Linked DNA regions of Homo sapiens: region 1 is linked to region 2. A link is a contact called in ENCODE Hi-C or POLR2A ChIA-PET data. All regions are on one chromosome and are shown on one strand. Each heading gives the region's core, a stretch centred on a gene start or an enhancer-like site at or near the end of the contact. The rest is flanking DNA. Distances are from core to core; before and after follow the strand shown. Region 1 overlaps CHST15 (carbohydrate sulfotransferase 15). Region 2 has its middle 130 kb from the start of CHST15.

Region 1 (7,304 bases), core at 1,149-3,648, 150 kb after region 2:
TAGATTCAGGGGAACTCCCATCTTGGGGTGACTTCTTTGCCCTCAGTATATTCCACATGTCATGGAACCTAATGGATAAATCTGGTTTGGTCAGGCCTGGAGCGCAGAACTGTTAAAGGCAGGCAATGAGAGAAAAATCTGCGTCCTTCCTCGAGGGATGAGCTGGCTGACTGGGAAGGTCCAGGCTCAGGCTGGCCTCTGCCCAGGTGTCCTATGGCAGGGGCTCATGGAGGAGCACTGTTCCTGTTTTCTGGGTCCCCTGCTCTGCCTCACCTGTTTAAAGTCAGTGACTCAAATTTTTAAAACTGTGAAACCGTAAACTGTCCATCCCTGTTCAGCCTTCCCCAGGCCACGGGCCCTGCACGTGTCACTGCTTGTTCATGGTTCTCCCCTGTGTTGCCTTTGAGGCTCACTCATCTTGATGACTCAGAGACTTGCCAGAGACCCTGGACTCCCCGTCCCAAATTCCCCGAGCCTGGCCCCGATGATTCTTGCAATGTTACTCTGTTCATGGTGCCTCTGCCCCATTTCCATCTGTGCCATATCACCAATAGTTGGGGGGGGGGTCCCCCAAACAACAGGGACTAACTTGAACTTTGCAAGACTCTTGAATTTCCTGGCTATATTTATTATCTGTATGGCACTGATTTGTACTAGAGCTGAGCCTGCAGAAGTCAGTTGAACCCATCCTCTCTATATTCAGGAGGACTACAGGATGTAGGAACTCAAACGGGATGTTGATCTGTGGGAGTTTGCAACTTTGCCTAGCAGCACAGACCTGCCTCCTTGGGAGAGGCCTCTGGGGAGGGATGCTAAGCCGATGGATGTCTGTGCAGAGACAAGGGACTGTCCTTTTCACCTGAGAGGCCATTCTCATCCTGCCTAGTCCTGTCTGATTCACATCTGACCCCAGCTTAGCCCAGACAGAGACATGCTAAAGCATGTTCTGATACTTTCTAGCTTCGATTATCTCCTTGTATGCTTTCTTTGTATACTTAGGGCCCAAAATACCATAAGGTGGAACATTCTAAAGTAAAAATGATCCCCTTTTTATTGTTTGAAAATTTGTGTTTCTTATTAAAATAGAACATTTTACAGTTATTCACAAGATAAGGTCTTACTTTAAAAATCACTATTTTCCTCTGTCTTTCTGACTTCTTTTTTTAATTCAAGAACAGGGATATTAAGGCAGGTGATGAAAGCAGAATTTTTAATAAGAGCATAGTGATGCTTTTCACAACGGACTTAGAAGACATTAAAATATATGTGTTTTGATCTTTTTCTGGATTTGAATATGAAGGACTAGTTATTGCAACAGACAGCAAAGTAATTCATTTCGGATGCATTTCAGCAAGCCAGCCCTCTAGGAGACGCTGGAATAAAATGTGGAAGTGTGTGACACAGACCAGACTGGACATGTACCCGGCCCATCAGCTAAAAAGCCAAAGAGCAGGTGGAAACAGGAATAACAGTGACAGTGATGGTTACCATGATGAGGAGCACTGCCAACGATTCCTGAACTTCCCAGGTGCCCTGTCCTTGCTTGGTGCTTCCCATGGATTATCTCAGTCTTCCCTGTGGCTCCATTAGACTACATATTGTCACATCATCCCCATTTTTCAGATAAGGAACTGAGGTGGGCTAAGTGTCAGGCCGTGGAGCCAGGATGAGAACTCCAGCTGTCTAGATAACCCATGTCCTGGTAACTGCCACTCTGCTCCCGAGTGGTCAGCATGTAAACCACTGCAGCGTGGGGACTGACTTCACCATCCCCTTGGCTCTGCCTCTGACCCCCCGAGCAGGTGAGAGCTCGAGCCAGCTATTCCGGGAATTAGGCATATACTCATTTTTTGCTTCAGTTATTTCACTAATTAAGGCAAAGTTTCTGGTAGTTTGACATTACGTATCTGGATAATTGCCTCAATGTATCATTTTCACTTTGCACCCGCAGACACAACCTTTAATGAAACTTGAAAACCCAACTCTCCTTGGGGGAAATGATACTCACTTCTGTTTCTAGGCCAGGCGCAGTGGCTCCCGCCTGTAATCCCAGCACTCTGGGAGGCCGAGGCCAGCGGATCACGAGATCAGGTGTTCGAGACCAGCCTGGCCAACATGGTGAAACCCCGTCTCTACTAAAAATACAAAAATTAGCGGGGCATGGTGGTGGTCGCCTGTAATCCCAGCTATTTGGGAGGCTGAGGCAGGAGAATCGCTTGAACCCAGGAGGCGGAGGTTGCAGTGAGCTGAGATCATGCCACTACACTCCAGGCTGGGTGACAGAGCAACACTCCGTCTCAAAAAAACCAAAAACACAAAAACCATCTGTTTCTAAATCTGTTTCTGAAAGTAGTTGAGGGCGCAGACTTCCACTTATAAGCTTAATTGCCCAACATGCAGAAGAAGTCTCCAACTTCCCTGTTTATCAGGCTTGAAAGTCAGCCTTGGTTTGGGGCAGATGGCCTGCTCCTGGTCCTTATCTGGGAGATGAGAGGTTCCGACAGTGTGATCTCTCAAGTGCCTCAGTTTGGATCTGAGCTTCTGTTCTAGCGGCTTCCATGCCCAACTGGATTGCATATCTTAGGAAGCAGGACAGAAGTGCACCTGCACTGATTACTGAGCAAATTGGTCTGAATAAGTGCAGTAGATGCCAGAGATTTCCACGAATGATGTGAATGTGATCACTGGCCAGAAAATATCCATGGACGATAAATATCTGGGCTTCATGCTCTGAAAAATGTTCCTAATCTCTTCTTTGTGATCCCCAAAGAGATTTTTAAGGGAGTTTGGAAGTCTGCCACTTGCAGAAGTCCTGGTGTTCCCAGCACTAAGTGCAGGATGTGGAGTCTGGGGTGCGACTGTCTTGTCACTCAGATGGGGCTGCATGCCCGGCACAGTGCTAAGTGCAGCCAGTTACTCTGGAATGTGCAAATGGCCCCTCTGCCCCAGCTGCAGAGCGCCTTGCGGGTGGCTCAGGTCCTAGTGGGGATAGGAAGAATGGGACAAAAGGAGGAGGCTAAGCCCAAGGCATGTGCTGTCACCAAAAGTGCTGGCTTCATCTCAGAAAGCTGTGGCTGGGTTGGGCTTGGTTGCTCAGGGGAACAGGGAGACGCAGCCCAGGAAATGAGCTGTGGCTGGGCTGGAGCCCACCTCCCCAGGAGGGAGGTGCATGGCAGCCCAGGTGGGGTGCCCCCATCCTAAGATGAAAGGTCTCCACCTCTTGCTTAAATTGTAAGGTGAACGCTTTTGGCCATTTCTAAGGAAAAGCACCTTTGGGATTTGTTCATCATCCTTCATTTTTGCTCAAGGTTTTGGGTGTGAAAACCTCAGAAAAACTAAGTCAACCAAAGACTTTCCAGCGATGTCATCGACTGTGTTGTCATCCAAAGGGGAAAATAATCCCAGCTTATGAATATTTAGAAAGAAGATAATTGCAAATTGCTTTGTGACCGTGTAAACTCGTTTTTTTTTTTCTTTCCCCCAGCCAGTTACATAAGAGGAGGTGTGGGTCAGTCCCAGAAATAGATGCAGAAGCAGTGACAGAACACGTCTTGGCGGTGGTGGAGAGAGACAGCCCTGGGTTCGAGTCCCAGACTCGCAGTGTGTTAGCTAAAGAAGTTTGAGAAACATCCGTCTCTTTCTTTCCATTTCAGCCTCCTCCCCCTTCCCCTAGCTGGTCGACGCTCAAAGCTCTCCTAGCCCAACACTCTGTAACTTGAGGAATAATGTTTTAAACCCCCAAATCTAGTCCTCCCATAAAACCCAGTGAATCTCTCAAATTGATTAAATGGAGGCACTCATTTTATTAGATAGGTAACTGGTATTTTGCCTTTTCTGAAGGGTAGAAGAGGGGAAAAAGTGACTGAGGGGACCAAATAAGAAAAAAAAGACAAAAAGACAGAAGAATTCGGGTTTTTAGTTGATTCCGAATACTCGATGCTTTTGAAACGTTTCCAAGTTTCCTTTACGGGAAAGGAATGCAAATGATCCAAAAGGGAGGAGGGATTTTTTTCCCCCTTCTTTTTTGTCCTGAGCTCAGTACCTGGGATTTTGCGGCATGTGCTGAAAAATTATATCTTCTGGGTGCAGAAATTTGCCTGAAAGGGTTATACGAAACTGAGAATGGGTCAAAACAAAACAAAACGGAAAAAACAAGACTTCTGGCCACAGGTAAGAATCATATAATTTACTGAGACATATCATTTTGGCATGTTTTGTTAAGGGTGAAAGCTAATTTGGAAGAGGCAGGAAGGGGCTCTTGAGGTTGGTGGGAATGAGCTGCCGTAATGGGGCCCGCAGAATCACCCTTGTGTCTGCTCCCAGCAGGACTGGCGGGGGAGGGGCAGGGAGTAGCTCTCTGTGGGTGTCGGGAACCCCAGGGCCAGTGAAGCCTGGGGCCAACCCCCAGCAGTCCCACAGCAGGGTTGGGTGACAACAATTTGCCTGAAAGTCATGGAGAAACAGGTTTTCAGTGACATAGAGACTAAGCCTAGAGGCAGAATTGTAAAACCTACCAAGTTTTATTACTTATTTACTTTTTTTCTTCTTTTTGAGATACGGTCTTGCTCTGTCACCCAGGCTGCAGTGTAAGTGGCATGATCATGGCTCACTGCAGCCTGGATCTCCTGGTTCAAGAGATCCCCCGACCTCAGCCTCCCAAGTAGCTGGGACTGTAGGCACCACCACTATGCCTGGCTAATTTTTAAATTTTTTGTAGAGATGGGGTTTTGCCTTGTTGCCCAGGCTGGTCTTGAACTCCTGGGCTCAAGCCATCCTCCCACCTCGGCCTCCCAACATGTTGGAATTACAGGCAAGAGCCACCGCGCTCAGCCCAAATTTTAAATTTAACCCCCGCCCCCAACATGTATTGGGCATTCTGTCTTTATGACTGGGCTATGTTTTTATGTGTGTTGCCTGCCTACCTTTAGAATTTTCTTCAGGACTTTTTTTTGTAAAAGCGAACAAAAGAAGAGACTCTTTTGCCTTCACAGAGCTGATAGGACTGTCAGCTGGTTAAGGCGGATGCTAGTCAGACAAGCACACACAAAAAACGGAAGTGGGAAGGGTTGGAGGATCAGGGCAGGGCCAGTGTGGTCTGGGGTTTCAGGGAAGGGGTCCTTGCCTGAGATCTGAAGGGTGAGCAAGAGCGAATGCATCTAGCAGGGCCAGTGGTGTTGGGGAAAATGGGATCTGGCTAAGGAGGCTGGGAGAGGCAGAGATGGACACACAGAGACAGCGAGATAAAGGCCGCCAGCAGGAGTGGGGGCTCGGGGGTGGGGTTGGGGGGATGCAGTGCTGCAAGGGGGATTGAATGTTCCCAGGTACAGCCCAGCAACGAAGAGGGGCTCAGGGCTTGGGGGACCTGCCCAAAGTCACAGAGTGGGTATGGTTGTTTCATGATCTCGTGGTGTCTCCCGGGCCGCAAGCCCCACAGCGCCAGGGCTGTGCCTACGCTGCGCACCCTGAATCCCCATGGACTCCCAGTCAGGGGCTTGCGTTCTGCTCCGTGGCCACTGCTGTACCTTTGCAAGGATGGGGAAGGCCTTGGGGATGGGGAGGCCATCACACAGGCACTTTGACTGCATCAAGCGAAATTCTTACTTAATCTGAAATGACTTCAGGTCTGAAAACTGTGTGCTTTGATCAAATATTTACTTTTCCGAAACAGAAACCAGAGCAGGTCTTGATTGTACCAGTCAGCTTGAACCAGTCAGCTACAATGACTTTTCGTAAGTCTATTTTTTTTTTTGAGATTTCGTTTTAGCCCAGGAGGAAATCTGCTATCTGCAAGAAAGTCCTGGCCTTCATAATGAGGCCTGAATTCTTTCCAGATCTTATGAGAAAGATTCCACTCTTCTGTGATTAATTCAGAGAGGTTACTAATTTCTCATACCATAGATCGTTTGCTTTGTGGGAGATGACTGTGCCTCAGCCAAGATCCACTTATTATTTTTTGAACAAGTTTTTTTTATTATCATGTTTACATAGCACTGAGGACACAAAACAACGCTGGAAGCTCAGCTGTCTGATTCATACGCTGTATTGCTGACTCTCACTTCTCCCTTCCCCTCTCTACTCTACCTCTCTGCAAAAGAAGGCTTTCCTTCCAGAGCTGGCAGCTGCCCCTGCTTCTTGACAGGATGAGCAAGACAGCGGTGGTTTAAGCAAGGTCTTCGCTGTGCTCCGGAGAGATGTGGGTATTCTGGGGGAACATGCCTTTGTTATAATATTTATTGAATGTTCACTTTTCCAGCTCTGAATACTGAAACTTAGTGAGATTTTTTTTTTCGAGCCATGCCCCATCAACACTTTTAGGTTGTCTCTAATGGAAAAGAGAAAAGAAAAAGATTCATTTTTGATGGACTGGGCATATCCAAGTTCAGTGTCTTGGGTGATAGGTCTATAAATAAATACTTGTTTGACCTATTTTACAGAGGTTGGAAATCTAGATTCTAGATCTGAGTGGAGTTATCAGAAACTAGGTCTGTTATCTAAAAAGCTAGAGGAAATTGACAAGGAGAAGGAGGGTCTGAAATGACCTTTTTTTTTTGAGACGGAGTGTCACTCTGTCCCCCCAGGCTGGAGTGCAGTGGTGCGATCTCAGCTCACTGCAACCTCCACCTCCTGAGTTCAAGCGATTCTCCTGCCTCGGCCTCCCGAGTAGCTGGGATTACAGGTGCCTGCCACCACGCCCGGCTAATTTTTGTATTTTTAGTAGAGATGGGGTTTCACCATGTTGGTCAGGCTGGTCTCAAACTGCTGATCTCAGGTGATCCACCCGCCTCGGCCTCCTAAAGTGCTGGGATTACAGGCATGAGCCACTGCGCCCAGCCTGAAATGACCATTTTTTAATTAGTTTCTTGTCTGGATCTCTCTCTCTTTGCCTCCTGGTGTCTTGGTGGGACCAGCGTTTTCATGGCCACATCAGGGTGGAGAAGGGCTCTCTCCCAGCCTCTCCAAAGCAGTTTTATTCAGACATTGCTGGTCTGCATGCAGCTTTAGCCAAGCCCCCCAACTCTTGAAAATGGGAAACTGCTTGATGAGTGAATGTGAAAGTACATGTCCCCATCCTCCATGAGGTGAGAGGTCTTCAGCTTGCGTTTAAGTCCAGCCCTGCCTCTTACTTGCAGTGTGATTTAGGGCCAGCCACTTCACTGTCAGAGCCTCGGGCTCCCTTCATCCTTTTTAAAAGTATTCGGCCACTGATTCCGGCTCGGCTGGGTCTTTATACACCAGGCCAAAGTCCTTACTGTTGAGCTGAGATCCTGTTTGCAGAAACGGGAGGGAGGAAAGAAAAAGAAATG
Region 2 (6,827 bases), core at 1,325-3,824:
TTCTGCCCCAAATCTGGGCATCTATAAAGAGGCCTGGGTAAGGGGGTGCAGGGTTATGCTGTGCCCTGTCATCACTGCCCTTGCGTGGTACCTCCCCTTACTGTCCAGGCTCTTCAGCTGTGCAAGGATGCCCAAGTGGCCGGGAGAGTGTCCGGACTGCCTGTCACACCACCTGGGTTGGACTCCTGGCCCAGCCTTGACTGCTTTGTGACTCCAGGCAGGAAACCTAATTGCTTTTGGCTTCCGTTCCCTCCACTGTAAAATGGGGATAAAGTGGTTCTCACCTCATAGGATTGAGGGATAAATGTGCTAATGCAGTTACAAGGTTTCGCACGAAACCTGGCACATAATGAGCTTTAATGCATGTTAGGTGCCAGGGATGTTGCTGGCAGCCAGCTGCATCGTCGTCAATCTCCCCCAATCCTCTCTTGCCTCAGGGTTTGCTCTTCATCCGAGGCTGGGATGGGATGGACTAGCTCTGGCCAGGACAGCGAGCTGCCTGAAAGTCACTCTCAGGAGCTCCCTGAACCCCCTGCAAGGCCTGCCTGGGTTATTGATACAGGCTCAGGTAATGGGCTCCCTGGGCTTGAATCCCAGCTCTGTGACTTATGAGCTTGGAACAGTGCTTTGCATAAATTAAGCACTCAGTATGTTTAGGAGTTGCTATGATGAAGCTCTGAAAATGGGCAAATCCTGGCTGCCTGGGGCTTGGGGGGCGGCGCCCTGAACACACTCCCTGTTACAGCTCATGCCTCACAAGATGCTGAGGTCTCCTGACTACGGAGCTCAAGGTGGAAGCCTCCAAGCGCCTCCAGCAGTGGGAGGGAGGGCAATACTTACCCTTTTCAAATGGCGTCCTCGGTAATTCCCACCAACACGCCTTGGGCCCACTGCCCCCACTCCCAGACAAGCTAAACTGCCCAGAGCTCTTGATGTTTTCTGTCCTGCTGTTTCCTTGCCTGGACGCCTGGTGAACTCAGCTGCGTCCATTCATGCAAATACCCTGACCCCATGAGGCTTCCCTTTGGGCCCTACACAGGGTGAATCTGTGAATCCCCCCCTTCCCTGGGCCACCTGGCCCTACGCTCAGGCCTCCCCACTGGACTGTGAGCAGCCTGAGGGCTGCTGGAACTGGGCCAACTCCTCCTCAAGGCTTGGTTGTGGTGCCCAGTGTGCAGGGACCCCGACAGACAAGGCGTGAGAGGCTGCATGAAATATACAAGAGACCGCGGTGCATCGCAGATGCTGATCTGTGTGTCTGTCCTGGGCTGTGAGCCCCTGAGGGGCAGAGACCCACTTCTCTGTATCTTGGAGTCCCTGCATCTTCTGACAGAAAGCAGGGGCTAAGAGATGCTGGTGAAAATGGACTTGAGTGGATGACTGGGGCTGTGAGGGTTGCTGGACACCGGGCATGCCTCGGCGGAGAGGTGGAGGGGACAGCGAGCGGCAGTCCCCCTGCCTGCGCGGTCGGATGTATGTTCACTCCTACAGAAACCACATCACCAAGGGGGCTCTGGGGTTGAAATTCCTGAAGGAAACCAGAGATTGTTTTACAAAAATACCCTTTCAAAAATAGCAGCTGTTTTTACTTTGCTTCTGAAAGGCGGCGGAGGGCAGCTTCCTGATTTGGAAAGACAAATGTTTGTGCAGCCTGGGGAGTGAGGGGCTGGGCGACGGGGGGCTCTGGCCAGGGGCCCAGGGGCCCCTTGTGTTTTGGGAGGAGTCCTAGGGGACCATGTAGGTGTGGACATCCGACTCAACGTGCAGCCCTGGCAGTGTGCGGTAACCAGTGACACGTAGAATACTTTTTAAAAAAGTCCTTTCTGACCACATCCTCTGACCCTCGCACCTGGAAACTGGAAGAGAAACAGGCCCCTTTTTAACTGTTAGGTTTCCCTGGTCAGAAATGACTCATCTCGTTCTTTCTGGAGACTTGGAAGTTAGAATGTATGGAAGGATGAATGAAGCGCTGCTGACTTTGGGGGCTCCTCGAGAGGGAATGCCATGGTCCCCAGAGAGTGACTTGGTTGGTGATAGGGCCATGTGGTTCCTCTCTCCTCAGTGAGGGAAGCCTCCTCCTCTCCCTCCCACTGGGTAGCCACATGGTTAAGAGAGCTCCAGGCTCTCACAAGCTGAGGTGTGAGTCCCAGTCCTATTACTTCCTAGCCGTGAGGTCTTGGTCAGGGATAACTTATGCCCCCGGCCTCATTTCCTTTATCTGTAAAGTGGAAATGACAAGCATCCTGGCCTGATAGGGTGCTTGCCAGGAGGACACAAACACAGGCCTGGAAATCGCTCATTTCACCTCCCAGCAGCCCTGTGGGATGGTTACTCTGATTTTCCCCATGGGGAGAATGAAGCTCAGAAGGTTATGCTGGAGAACCACTGTGGGGGGCTCCATTCGTCTCCGCAGCCCCAGGTCTTCACCGCCCTCCTGAAGCCAGCATGTGGCCCCTACGTCACAGGTGGGAATGGCAGCTCTGAGCAGCCCAGGACACACTTAGGGCTGTGTGTCCTGGCAAGGAGCTGGAAGGGAGCCCTCTCCTTGGCTGGGCTCTCCCACAGGCACGATTATGACCGCAGGTTCCGGGGCCTGCCCTTCCTTCCAGATGCGCAGGTGCCAGGCTCCACGTGGTCAGCGGCGCTCCTCCATGAGCAGGGGGCTGGAGTGGATACTTTTCCTTCTCTTTTCTGCCTCTTCCAAAGCTTCTGCCTCAGACTACACTATATTGTGGTTAGAAAAACAAAAACAATAAATGTCATTTAGAAAAAATAGCACTTGCTAAGCACTTTTGCTTTCTGTTTGTGTTTGGGACTCACAGAAGTCAGTTTGGCATGAGGCTGCTGGGACTTTGGTGGGGGCTTCAGGCCACCACGTGGTAGGTGGGAGCCCCTGGGCTGCAGAAGCTGGGTGCAGGGCTGGCAGAGGGCGGAAGGGGGCCTTCCCCATCATGGATACGATCTGCAGAGATCTGCAGGGATCGAGCCTGCAGGGACCGAGAGGCACCCATGCCTCAGCAGGGAGTCAGGCGGGAAGCTCAGCATTTGTGTCTGTAATCCAGCTCCTTCTCTCCACTGTTTTTCTGGAATTATTCCCACCTCCTCCACTTTGTCTTTAGGGACACTGCTTCATCTCATCCCCTACTTCTGTTGGGGCTACTAAGTATAAAACCTTAACTCCTTGGTCAGAGATTGGGACATTTGACCTAACTCTTTTGCTTCTGTGGATATTTTGACCCCAAAGTCATTTTGAATGTCAGCATTTTAACCAGAATTACCCAACAGTGATGAGTTTTCATCTAGAAAGTATCAGAATTCCAGCGGGGACCCCATTAAGCTGATGTAATCCCTCTATCAATTTTCTATACAGCGCAGTTAAGCCATTCCTGATGTTTCCATTTCCATTTTGCTGAAATTATTTTCATAGGGATCAATTTTTTTTTTTTTTGCATTTAGAATCTTACAGCAGAGATTTGCTTCTTAAATCACTTTTCGTCCATATCAAACTACTAATCGCAGCTTCTACCATCACGAGCGGCCACGGGTTCCATCCAGTACTGTTTTCCTGGGTGAAGTCATAATTGGTGTTGTTTGAGTTGATGCATAAGGAAATAGCAATTTCTGTAAGGCAGGGAGATGGCGGGGGAGAAAGAGTGGAGGAGGGGCAGAGAGAAGGAGCAGGCGTCCCAGAGGGGGACAGGGAGGAGGACAGAAGGGTCCCTGGGCAGAAATTGGGTGGCCACTGACTGGAAGGATGCAGGAGGAGGGAGCAAAGGTCAAAGTGCCCACTTGGCCACAGGATCATCGCATGGCACCATCCTGGTCAAAGACTGCCCTCCTCCCCCTGTTCTGGTTCAGGGCATACTAGCCGGCACCAATGGGGCGGTGTGTTGTGACTAGGTACGTGGGATGGAAGATGAGACTAAGGGCCCACAGGCCAGCAAGTTCCTGGTACAGGAACAGAGCCTGTCCCCGTAGGAGGGTCAAGGAGCAGAGAATGAGGCATCAACAGACAGAAGGGTGGCTCCGGGCATCAGTCACTTCAGACCCTGGATCCAGCAGTGCCTGGGATGCACTCCCTAGGCCGCCCTTTATAGTAGCTTATGAAGGGCCCCCCTTTTTGGCCGAGGTAACTGATTTGGGTTTTTTTCATTTGCAACCAAACACCTCCTCCTGAATATCCCCCAGCTCTATGCTCTCAGGGCTGTGGCACCTGCCTGGCTCACATGTTGTTCTGATGTCCCTGCATGTCTGGGAAGACCCCCTTCTCCTCTTCTTGCAGCTGCTTCTGCTCGGGGTAGACACACCAGGGGTCCACTTGACATTCCTTCCTCAGATGTCTATTGCATGCTCCCCATGTTCAAGACGGCGTGCTGGGGCTGGTGCGGGGGGCATTCGGGACAGACTTCTGAAATCTCACTAAGCTTCAGTTGGCATTTCTGAAAACAGGTGCAATCACAACTGGTGATTGTGACTGTTGTGAGGACAGCAGAGCTCACGCTGGCATAGCGCATTGCCCCCGATCGCAGTGGACACTGCTAGCTCCTTACCGTTCGATTCTGAACGTTGGTCCTGGGAAAGGAGGCTCAACGTGGCTTGGATGGTCTCATTGCTCTCAGAGGTCAGTCAAGGAGGTAGAGATGTGAGATTGGCCCCCAGAGGAAGAATCCTTGAGTCAAGGAAGCTGAGAGGGGTCAGAATGCGGGGAGAAGCAGGCTGACCATGCAGTCTGCAAGCCCGCTGCAGTGGTGGGTGGCAGGTAGGCAGCCCTGTGGGGTGGGCGCTTCCTGGCTCCCTGTGGGCCTGGCGTGGTGCTCAGACACCACTCCACATGCTGTGTCTGTGTCTCGGATGCATATTGGAAGCCAAATCCTCGGAAATGGGCTGGCACCCATTTCTTTTGGCGCCTTCAGCCAGCGCATGTCAGACTGTTTTTTACGAGTTCAGAAAGGCGCCTTCTGTGGCATGCTGGGCGCTGGTTCTGGCTGAGACATGTATTAGAAACAGTGTGGGCTCCTCAGCAAGGCTGAGCCTGCCCCTGGCCCTCCGGCATTCCATGCAGCATTGCACAGGTCTGTGGGGGCCGCATCACATTCTGGGCCACCTGCTCATGGCAGCGAGTTAGCCTCTGGGTGGCGATGTGCAGCTCAAATGTGTGTTGGGACCTGGGAGTCAGGGAGCTGGGACAGGTGTTCCATGAACCAGTCAGTTAACACTGAAACATGATCTTATATTTGGAAATCCAAGAAAATTCTATTGTAATAAAACAAAAAGAGTAAAGCTTGAAAAATTGCCCTGGCTGCAGACAGGCATAAATGATGGTGCTTTCTCATGGATAGAGGAGGGTGGCAGAAACACAGCTGGGGTAGGACATGCCACTGTTGAAGGCTGTCACTCCTCACGGCTCCAGTCTGCTTCCCCTGGATCAGCCCTGACCTGATGCAGGTCAGCTGTCTCATTCCATATCCTCAGGCAGCAGAGTTGGAACCTTGTGTCAGAAGTGTTCCTCTACCACAAAGGGCACCTGTTATGTTATAGAGAACAGGCTGTGGGGATGGCAGAGGTTGCATAACCCACATCTGTTTCCCAAGTTGCCAAAACATACCAGGGAGGGGAGGAGGCTAGGGCTTCTAGAGTAGGAACTCAGAGCTTTCCCCTCTCAGGGGCCAATCTCACATCATTACCTCCTTGACTGTCCTCTGAGAGTGATGAGACCATTGAAGCCACCTTGAGCCACCTTCACTAAGACCAACCTAGGAGCTCTAGAAGGGACCAGTGTGGGGCAGAGAACTCCACTGTGAGGTTCCTGGAAAACCTGTCATCTTTCCTTGAGCTTTGGGCTGAGTCCTTAGGACCTGGGTGGTTCTCTCAGAGGCAGCCAGAAGCCCTGGGCCCTGGTGCTCAGCTCTGTCCAAGTGAGTGTGAACAGGGTACCCAAGTCAGAAGACGTGGTCTGAGTCGCAGTTGTGTTGTTAGCTGTGTGACCTTGGGCAACTCAACCTCTCTGAGTCCCAGCTTCCATCTTTACAAAGTGGGCATGGCGATTTCTCCCTTCTTCCTCTTGTTAGCATTGAGAGTGTTCCTGTTTCCTTCCCCTGATAAGATTGTAAGCAGTGCCTATATCTCAAAGATCCTCCACTAAAACCAACACAAATACTAACCATCTGTTGGGAACGTTTGTGTGCATATCAGCGTTCAAATGCATTTACATGTGTCCTCTCCATGGGTCCTCCCAACCTGCAGGGACAGGTACTGTTTGGATTCTCATTTCACAGAAGGGGCAACTGAGGCAGAGAGGCAGCACCATGGGCCGAGGCATCTCAGCTACGAGAGGAAGTGCTAAGTGTCTGAACGTGGGCAGCATGGCTGCGAGTCTGTGCTGATGAGCGCGGCACCACTTGCTCCCCAATGAGAGGTCCACAGTCAGTGGTGACAGAGGGCAGTGCCTGACTGGTTCCTGGACTGCTCGCTCTTCAACTGTGAGATTGGAAAGGGACCCTGGCTGACACTCTGAATCCAGCAACTTGCTGCGGGTGGGGAGTTGGCTGTGTTTTCCTGGCTGCACTTCCCCTTTGGCTTCCCTCGGACCCTTCCCTGCTGGCTTTTCGATCTATTTGTTTTCTGTTTCATGGAAAGAAGTTTCTTGTTGAGGAAAGTGAGGCAGGAGGCGACTCGTCTGAGGTCACGTGGCTCATGGCCGCCAAGAGGAACTTGGATCAGATGGTGGCCAGTGCCCTCCCAGCTCCAGGTCGCATAAATGGGTGGCCCTGCAGAAGTAGCTTTTTAAAGATGCAATGGGATAGCATATTAAAGATGCAATGGAAGGG

What was found. Hi-C counts contacts between places; a loop is a spot of excess contacts on that map. ChIA-PET counts read pairs that join two places held with the same protein, here RNA polymerase II (POLR2A). Pooled maps may share reads with other maps.
Region 1: a loop to region 2 is called in a map with no recorded cell type, with 7 times the contacts of the local background. The contact joins two enhancer-like sites. A Hi-C loop is called at or near these places in 5 of 37 single-sample maps with no recorded cell type and 4 of 50 pooled maps. POLR2A ChIA-PET finds 5 or more read pairs at or near these places in 1 of 52 experiments (activated CD4-positive, alpha-beta T cell).

Annotation. Positions count from the first base shown.
Region 1 is chr10:124,062,630-124,069,933 of GRCh38, reverse strand. The region is part of intron 1 of CHST15 (carbohydrate sulfotransferase 15); the gene reads left to right. Among named protein-coding and RNA genes, the nearest start is that of CHST15, 27 kb to the left of the region's middle. Within about 2 kb of position 2,398, at least 2 of the 41 ENCODE cell types and tissues checked have a DNase peak (open chromatin) inside an H3K27ac peak, as active enhancers do.
Region 2 is chr10:124,216,803-124,223,629 of GRCh38, reverse strand. No RefSeq gene overlaps it. Among named protein-coding and RNA genes, the nearest start is that of CHST15, 130 kb to the right of the region's middle. RefSeq lists enhancers at 1,858-2,037, 2,048-2,147. Within about 2 kb of position 2,574, at least 6 of the 41 ENCODE cell types and tissues checked have a DNase peak (open chromatin) inside an H3K27ac peak, as active enhancers do.